Regions from separate parts of the Homo sapiens genome. Here region 2 is linked to region 1. A link is an interaction called in ENCODE POLR2A ChIA-PET data of the cell type or tissue named here. Cell type or tissue: PC-3. All regions are shown on one strand. Links, peaks and the distances in the headings refer to the core of each region. The heading gives the core; the rest is flanking DNA.

Region 1 (4,397 bases), core at 318-4,317:
GTTTCACACTCACCTGTAATAGTTTACCAATGGTGTTTCTGAAAGATGAACATGAAATTAAGCGATCTTTCATGTTTCCTCGAGGGACTTTGATTCTAAAATAACTCTGAGAACAGATCAGGAAACATGATATAACCCTAACCATGCTTGACACATTTTCTCTTTAAATAACAGTTATACTTGAGGAGAGGATTTTACTCATGATGCTGTGCAAAAGCCACATGGATTCCACTGGTTTGGACTTTGCCTTAGAGTGGGCGTTGCTAAGTGATGGATAACAGCAGCGTGCTTCCCTGAGAGGCCACTGTGAGCCTCTTACTTAGGTTGAGAACTTGACCTCTTACTTAGGTTTTATACCACCATAAAATGCACCCATCTTAAGTGGTTAGTTTGATGAGCCATCGTTTCTTTTAAGGAGTTAACATTTAAAATCAACTTTTAAAAATTGTGGTGAAATAAATACACATGAAATTTTACCATCTTAAACATTCTTAAATGTAACAGTTCAGTGACATTAAGTATATTCACATTGTTTTGCAACCATCACCACCATCCATTCACAGAACTCTTTTCATCTTGTAAAACTGAAACTCTGTACTATTTAGCTGTAACTCCCTCTTCCCTTTCCTCCAGCATTATCATTCTGCTTTCTGTCTCTATGAATTTGACTACTTTGAGTACATATAAGTGGATTCATGTAGTATTCATCCTTTTGTGACTGGCTTATTTCACTTAGCTTAGTGTCCTTAGGTTCATCAGTGTTATAGCATGTGGCAGAATTTCCTTCCTCTGTAAGGTTGAATAATATTCCACTGTATATATTCCACTGTATATATGTGTATACACACACACACACACACACACACCACATTGTGTTTATCCATTTATCTGTTGAGGGACACTTGTTTTGCTTCCACTTTTGGCTATTGTGAGTAATGCTGCTGTGAACATGGATGTGCAAACATTTCTTCGAGTTCCTGCTTCCTGTTCTTTTGGGTATATGTATACCTAGAAGTGGAATTGTTGGACCATATGGTAATTCTATTTTTAATTTGTTGAGGAACCACCATACTGTTTTTACGGTGGCTGTACCATTTTACTTTCTTACCAGCAGTGTAGAAGGGTTCAAGTTTCTCCATATCTTCACCAACATTTGTTGTTTTCTGTTGTTCTGTTTTGAATAGTAGCCATTCTAATGGGTATGAGTGGAGTTCAGTGAGTGTTGGCAGATGTATATATCCGGGTACACTACCCCAATCAAGGTAAAGAACATTTTCATCACCCCTTGATGTTGCCTCATGCTCCTCTACAGTTAGTATCCCTTCTGCCTCACCAGTGCCCCCAATCACTGGCCCCAGACAACCACTTTTGCACTTTCTAGCACTATATATTAGCTTTGTTCGTTCTAGCGTTTCATGTAAATACTTTGTTTGGCTTCATTTAGCCAGAATAATGCTTTTGAGGCTTATCTAAAACCCTAGTCTAAAATCAATTGTGGATGGAAAATAAACCGCAGTGTGACTGGAGTTCGATACTATGCTAATGGTTGGTTAGAGAATACCATGGGTCTCAGAAAGAAAGTGAGAGGAGGAGAGGGGGGCTGAGGAAGCAGGAGAGGGCCCTTCCTAGCAATGAGGCCTTCAGGAAGCCCAAAGAGCCATAGCAATTAATGCCAGTCCTATGGCTTCGGGGGCAGCCAGTTCAATTAATCAGCAGGCATTTCTTGCAGGCCCGCTATGTGCAAGGCACTGCTAAAATTTAGAAACAGGAAAGTAGAGGCCCAGGATGAGAATTTGGAGAGGGAAGATGCTGCCTTAGAATTCATACAACTGGATAATGCTTTTGTCAGAGGACAGACACACACAGAGGACCTTACGGACTTGGTGACCAAAAGAACCACAAAGGAATCTAGTTTGACTTGTTGGTAAATGTGAAAGCCTGAACTCTATACGCCACAGATGTTTTTCATGTGGGTAGATTTGGTAACCCCACCTTAAACAGCTCACTAAACAGGTAATGCTAGAATACTGTAGATGTGATAAAGATTACTTGGAGAGAACAGTAATAGAAGAATAGCTAACATCTGTTGAGTACACAATGTCTGCACCATTCTAAGTACTTACGTGATGTAATAACTTGATTAATTTTTGCAGTTGTCTTATAAAGGAACTATTGTTATTAACTCTTTGTTACCCATGAGGAAACTGAGGCACAAGAGATTATACCTTGGCCCAAATCACCCAGTTAGAAAGTACCTTTAGGAGGATTATAAACCCAGGTGGTTGTGCTCCAGGGCTCCAACCACTTTGTTATAGAGGAAGGATGGGGTGGTCATTGAAGGAGAAGTTTCCGTTTATCTGAATGGCCCATGATGTGAAATTAGCAACTAGGCCAGGAAGTTGGCTGCACCATAGTTAGACCTGTACTTTTCCTTTTTTTCTCATCAGAAGGGTGGCATAGATCACCCATCCTAGGGTGAGCTTGTGTTGCCCACAGTGCCAGCACCTTCCAGACCTTGGGTCAGCTGACAGAACCTAACATGTTATTACCAAGCACACTGCCCAGAAGGCAAACCCATCACTCGCCTGTAGATAGGCCTGTTTCCTAGCTATAAAGTGGAGGGGTGGGTCTGATGCGCTCTAAAGTCTTTTCTACCCTAACAATCCAATCTGGGAGAAATGCACTCTTTCTGGGGGGCAAGAATTTCCCCTCTATTTCTACTCCCATTTTCTTTGCATGCTTATATTGTAGCCTTAGAATTACTCTCTCATGTATGGTTTACTTCACATTTTGATCTGAAACAGGGAAAATCAACCTTGAGTGATCAAAAGAAGGGTTGTGCCTTTAAGCCTGGAGGGGCGCTGCCTCCAAAAGCATAAGCAACTGCCATCCAGGGCTGGAAAAAACATGTTGCAGCTGTGCCAACTCCATCTGAGGCTTTGAATGAAAGCCCATAATGTTTTCAGTTTGTAGCAAAAGCTAGAAGAGCTATTTTTGGCATTCCTTTCTCTACTGGTATATACTGGATAGTCTTAATATTGCTGGTGCTAAAATAAACATAACCAGATGGGGTCATTATATCTAACCTGTTTCGACACTGGATTCAGATACCCCGAAGTCATGATGCATCAGTAGTCTCTGAAGCAGGCTGTACTTTGGGAACTTTGCTATTGTGGTTGGATCAGCCATGACCTCCCAACCTAAACACAGGATGCTGGGCCCTGTTTTAAGGGAGGGCCACAGAATGTGCTTGGGTGGAATCTTTATGTCCCTTTTAGCTGGAGATGGCAAAACTCTGACCATGTGTCTGCCCAAAGAGACATATTACAGAGCCATGCCACGTTGTTCTCCCACCAGAAAGGCCGTATGGCTGAATTAGAGCGTGTGGGGATTAGAAATGCGCTGCTTTCTTGAAATGGCCACCAGCCTTGTACTAAACATGTTTGACCGGGGCCATCTGTCTGCCCGTCAAAAGTGTGGTCCAGTTTCCATCAGATAAGTCTGGAAGAGGACGGTTTTTGTTGTTGTTTTGTTTTTTGCATCCAGCTTGTTAAAAGATATGAAGAACGAGAAAGTTTTAGCTCAGCAAGAAATGTAACAATTTAAAGTTTTTATTCTGTCATGATTCTAAAAGCCTCTAGAATTGTCATCTGCCTTTTCACCTAATTATACGCATATGTACATACTCTTTATATATATACACTTTGTATATATTATGCATATTATGTAAATATATACATATGTACACATATATAATATTCATATAATTATACACGTATACACATACTATATAGTATATGCGAGTATATATTATAGCATGTATTCAGCATGGTATAATATAAAGGTCTCTAAAGACAGGCAGACCTATGAAAACATAGCTCTTATCACCTATTACTGAGTGACCTGGGGTACTATGCTTAACTTCTCTAAAACTTAAATTATCATGTCCAGTCCACTGGAAAATAATAGGGCAAAATGATATAATAGTGACAAAACACATAAGCATTCAGTACAACTAGCTCAATAACTACTTATTTTAAAATAAAGTCCCTCTGGCTCTAGAGGATGGAATAAGGAATACAAGGCCAGCTCTCCTGATGGTTACAGCTGCTTAGCAGTGGCAAAGCCTACCTGTGGAGGAGTGAGCGCAGGGCCAGAGAGAGGATGACTGGAAGCTGGGAGAGGACCATTGAGAAAGGTCGTAAAGTCTTTACAGCAGGAAGTTCAACCACGTCATCTCTGTAGCTTCCAGGATTTTTTTAAATGGCAGGTTACTCTTAAACCTACAAGGCATAGGGGATCATATACTGTCATGAAAGGTATACAGGCGGAAAGGAAAGTGTGCCGTTTAGTAAATCAAATGGTACCTGACATGGGGCAGGCATTCAGATAATGTG
Region 2 (4,397 bases), core at 169-4,168, 420 kb after region 1:
GGCCAGGAGTTTGAGACCAGCCTGGCCAACATGGAGAAACCCTGTCTCTACTAAAAATACAAAAATTGGTCAGGCATGGTGGCAGGCGCCTGTAATCCCGGCTACTTGGGAGACTGAGGCATGAGGATTCCTTGAACCCAGGAGGCAGGGGTTGCGGTGAGCCAAGGTTGTGCTACTGCACTCCAGCGTTTGTGATGGAGCAAGATTCTGTCTCAAAAAAAAAAAAAAAAAAAAAAAATCAAGAGATTCTGTCTCTTGATCATTAATTTCAACCAACCAACCAACCTTTATGCAAGTGTGCTGACTGAGACTGAAAGAAGGAATGCAACCAGGTGTGGCGGCTCACACCTGTGATCTCAGCACTTTGGGAGGTTGAGGCAGGAGGACTGCTTCAGCCCAGGAGTTCAAGACCAGCCTCGGCAACAAAGTAAGACCCCTATCTGCAAAAAATTAAAAAAATTAGCCAGGCATGGTGGCACGTGCCTGTGGTCCTAGCTATCTGCGGGGACTGAGGTGGTAGGATCTCGAGCCTGGGAGGTCAAGGCTGCTGTGAGCTGTGATCAGGCCACTGCACTCTAGCCTGGGCAACAAAGTGAGACCTTGTCTCAAAAAAAAAAAAAAAAAAAAAAAAAAAGAAGGAACACTTTTCATTTGAATTATCTAGCAACTGTTTCTGAAGGTTGCTAAGACAATCTCCAAATGCATCAGTGGAACTCTTTTCATTGCAGTTTTAGAAAAACGTAATAACCACATCAACCATACCACCTACCGCTGGAATCAAAATTTAGGAAGTCTGAGAATTCCTGAGCCAGTGTCTCATCACTGGCAAAGGCACAGATGCAAGCAAAGAAATGAATGCATCTCTGGGCTGTCTCATCCTTGGAGGCATTTGACTTGTGCGATTTCAGAGTCTGACAGGAGCAGAAGAAGCGGCGCTCAGGCAAGCTTTTGCCACTGACTTTCTGCACAAAAGATGTATGCAAATACCCCAAACTGTGCTTCTGGCTTGCCTTGCATTTCACCACCAAGATGTTTTTAGTAATTCTCTGCACCAGAGGACCTGTGGGTTCCGTGGCCAACTGCCAGATGGTCTGTTTGGTTTCCGGGGAGGCCTGCATTGCATTCAGGACCGAGCTCTTCAGGGTCAGAGGGGTGGCCTCTGCCTGGCAGTTCACCGCCAGCTTGATGTGCTGGCACTGGTTTTCCACAACGCCTTGAGTGGCAGCTTTCAGGCATGAGGGGACATAACACCGTCCAGAGCTCAGCTGAGTGATGATCGTCCCATCCACTGTCTGGATTGTTGTCTCTGAAACCCCGAGCTCCACAAAGCATCGGTAATCAGGGCCCCGGTCTCTTTGCCGCACTGAGTAGACCTGAAGATCAGAGCCTGTAATGATTTTGACAGCTTCAACACTAGGCTGCTTGCGTGCACCGTAGCGGAATATGGTTCCACATGTCTTGTTCTTACAGCTCAGTCCCCGGGTTCCATTGTATGTGCCACATCGGGGACACTTTCTGATTCCCCTCAATGTGGCCTTCCCCAAATCAGATAAGAAAGCTGGGACTTTAGTCCTCAGAGAATTTGGTTCCATTTTTCAGAGGCCCTACAAAAGACAATACATCCAACAGTATGAGTATACCTTCACACACAAAAAGTTAAAATCACTTATGATATTTAGTACAGAAGGCAAAATATAAAAAAGCTATCTACTATTTTTTTTTTTTAGACGGAGTCTCGCTCTGTCGCCCAGGCTGGAGTGCAGCGGCGCGATCTCGGCTCACTGCAACCTCCGCCTCCTGGGTTCAAGTGATTCTCCTGCCTCAGCCTCCCGAATAGCTGGGACTATAGGCACCCGCCACCACGCCCAGCTAATTTTTGTATTTTTAGTAGAGATGGGGTTTGACCATGTTGGCCAGGCTGGCCTCGAACTCCTGACCTTGTGATCCGCCTGCCTCAGCTTCCCAAAGTGCTGGGATTACAGGTGTGAGCCACGGCGCCTGGCTGCTATCCACTATTTTTAAACTGTACCACAAAACAACATAAATTTAAACCTACAAACAAAATGAAAGTGGAAACTGCCTTTCATACCTATTTTTTTAAATCCTAATAATCAAAGCATTTCTCCAGATTTAACTCTGTTCTATATAACAACGGAAGTTAGTTAACCTAATCTTTACATGCCCAGATGTCTAACTTCAGCAAGAATTAGAGAACATGAAAGATGAGTTTTTTTCCCTTCCATCATTCCCCACAAAACCTAGCCCAATCCTACCTGTACCAGCTGCCAAGGCATCTGGAAAACAGTGTAACCTGAATTCATAAGACTTAAAAGGTGTTTCATTAGTTTCTAATGATCAGGTGAAAACACGATCATTTGCAGACTAATGATAACTGCTTAACCCAAAATCTTCTGAAGTTTGAGCTGTATGGTGTAACAATGCAGACATTCTGCCTCCTCCTTCTCCACCAGCCAATGGCAAAGCTTCTGCCCAATGTTCCGCAAATAAGATTCCCACTTCCCTAAGTGGAGATCTTGATAGTCTGCGAGTAAAACAAGAAAAAATATTAAAGTTATACAAAGACAGGATGATTCTTTCGTTAGAAATCAAACAGAATAGGAATCAAAGTCTTTCACAATTACTTGAGAAATATTTGACAGAAATGATTATGGAAATGGGTTAAGTGTTTTGTACTTCCAACTGTAAGGAAGGTAAAAAGGTGCTAATGTCATTACAAAGGGGGTTGTCAAGAACACTTTAGAGGTCTGGCATGGTGGCTCACTCCTGTAATCCCAGAGATTTAGGAAGCTGAGGTGGAGGATCACTTGAGCCCAGGAGTTCAAGACCAGCCTGGACAACATAGTGAGACCTCATTTCTATAAAAAAATTTAAAAATTAGCTGGGCATGGTGGTGTGCACCTGTAGTCCCAGCTACGTTGGAGGCAGAGGTGGGAGGATCACCTGAGTCCAGGAGAGCAAGGCTGCAAATTGTGCCATTATACCCCAGCCTTGGCGACAGAGCAGGACCCCATCTCTTTTTTTTTTTCTTCTTTGAGATGGAGTCTCACTCTGCTCACCCAGGCTGGAGTGCAGTGGCGCAATCTCGGCTCACTGCAACCTCCACTTCCCAGATTCAAGCGATTCTCCTGCCTCAGCCTCCTTAGTAGCTGGGACTACGGGCACATGCCACCATGCCCGGCTAATTTTTTGTATTTTTAGTAGAGACGGGGTTTCACTGTGTTTCGATCTCCTGACCTCGTGATCTGCCCACCTCAGACTCCCAAAGTGCTGGGATTACAGGCGTGAGCCAATGCGCCCGGCCGACCCCATCTCTTTAAAAAAAAAAAAAAAGAACACACCTAGAGCTATGTTATATAATTGGTCAATAACTCATCCTTCCTAATAGTAATACATCACATTTTGAGTGCTTTATGCATTTTTCTGCTCTCTTACCCAGGCTGGAGTGCAGTGGTGTGATCACAGCTTACTGCAGACTCAACCTCCTGGGCTCAAGTGATCTTCCTGCCTCAGCCTCCCAAGTAGCTGAAACTATAGGTACATGCTGCCATGCCTGGCTAATTTTTAAAAAATTTTTTGGTAGAGACAGGGGTCTCACTTTGTTGCTCAGGCTGGTCTCGAACTCCTGGCCTCAAGCGCTCCTCCTGCCTTGTCCTCTTAAAGTGCTGGGATTATAAGTGTGAGCCACACAGCTTCATTTACTCAGTAAAAATTACAGTCGGGGACTAGTTCATAGCACCAATGAAAAGGTGGACATTTTAAAACTATTCTTATTTGTACTTTCCAATTTGTTAATCAGTGGATAGAAGATGTAGAGAGAAAAAAAAATTGTTTTGAGACAGTCTTGCTCTGTCACCCAGGATGGAGTGCAGTGACGTGATCTCGATTCACTGCAACCTCCGCCTCCCGGGCTCAAGCAATTCTCTGGCTAATTTTTGTATTTTTAGTAGAGATGTGGTTTCACCATGTTGGCCAGGCTGGTTTTGAACTCCTGACCTCCAGTGATCTGCCCGCCTTGGCCTCCCAAAGTGCTGGGATTACAGACATGAACCACTGTGCCTGGCCCTATTTTTTTTTTTTTTTTTTTTTTTTTTGAGACAGAGTCTCACTCTGTTGTCAAAGATGGAGTGCAGATCATGGCTCACTGCAGCCTTGACCTCCCAAGGTCAAGCAATCCTCCTGCCTCAGACTCTCAAATAGCTGAGACCACAGGTACGTGCCACTACACTCAGCTAATTATAAATTTTTTATAGAGATGGGGGTCTCACTATGTTGCCCAGGCTGGCTTTGAACTCCTGGGCTCAAGCAATCCTCCTGCCTCGGCCTCCCAAAGTTCTGGGATTACAGGTGTGAGCCACCATGCCCAGTGGTCTCTATTC

The links. Peaks named below come from ENCODE experiments on the same cell type or tissue, not always from the same donor. Only the 100,000 strongest peaks of a DNase experiment are listed, where the experiment ranks them.
Region 2: POLR2A ChIA-PET joins it to region 1 with 5 read pairs; 2 of 35 experiments call an interaction of 5 or more read pairs at or near these places.

The regions. Positions count from the first base shown.
Region 1 is chr2:69,764,234-69,768,630 of GRCh38, forward strand. All of the region lies in intron 1 of ANXA4 (annexin A4), which reads left to right. Among named protein-coding and RNA genes, the nearest start is that of ANXA4, 24 kb to the left of the region's middle. In PC-3, for the core only: no CTCF peak of the experiment used is centred there; a DNase peak (open chromatin) is centred at 1,958; H3K27ac peaks cover 1,300 bases.
Region 2 is chr2:70,180,394-70,184,790 of GRCh38, forward strand. It overlaps C2orf42 (chromosome 2 open reading frame 42), which reads right to left. Exons shown (of 10, transcript NM_017880.3): 2 at 2,274-2,542; 3 at 770-1,604. The coding sequence starts at 1,592. Among named protein-coding and RNA genes, the nearest start is that of C2orf42, 8.4 kb to the right of the region's middle. RefSeq lists an enhancer at 901-1,300. In PC-3, for the core only: no CTCF peak of the experiment used is centred there; no DNase peak of the experiment used is centred there.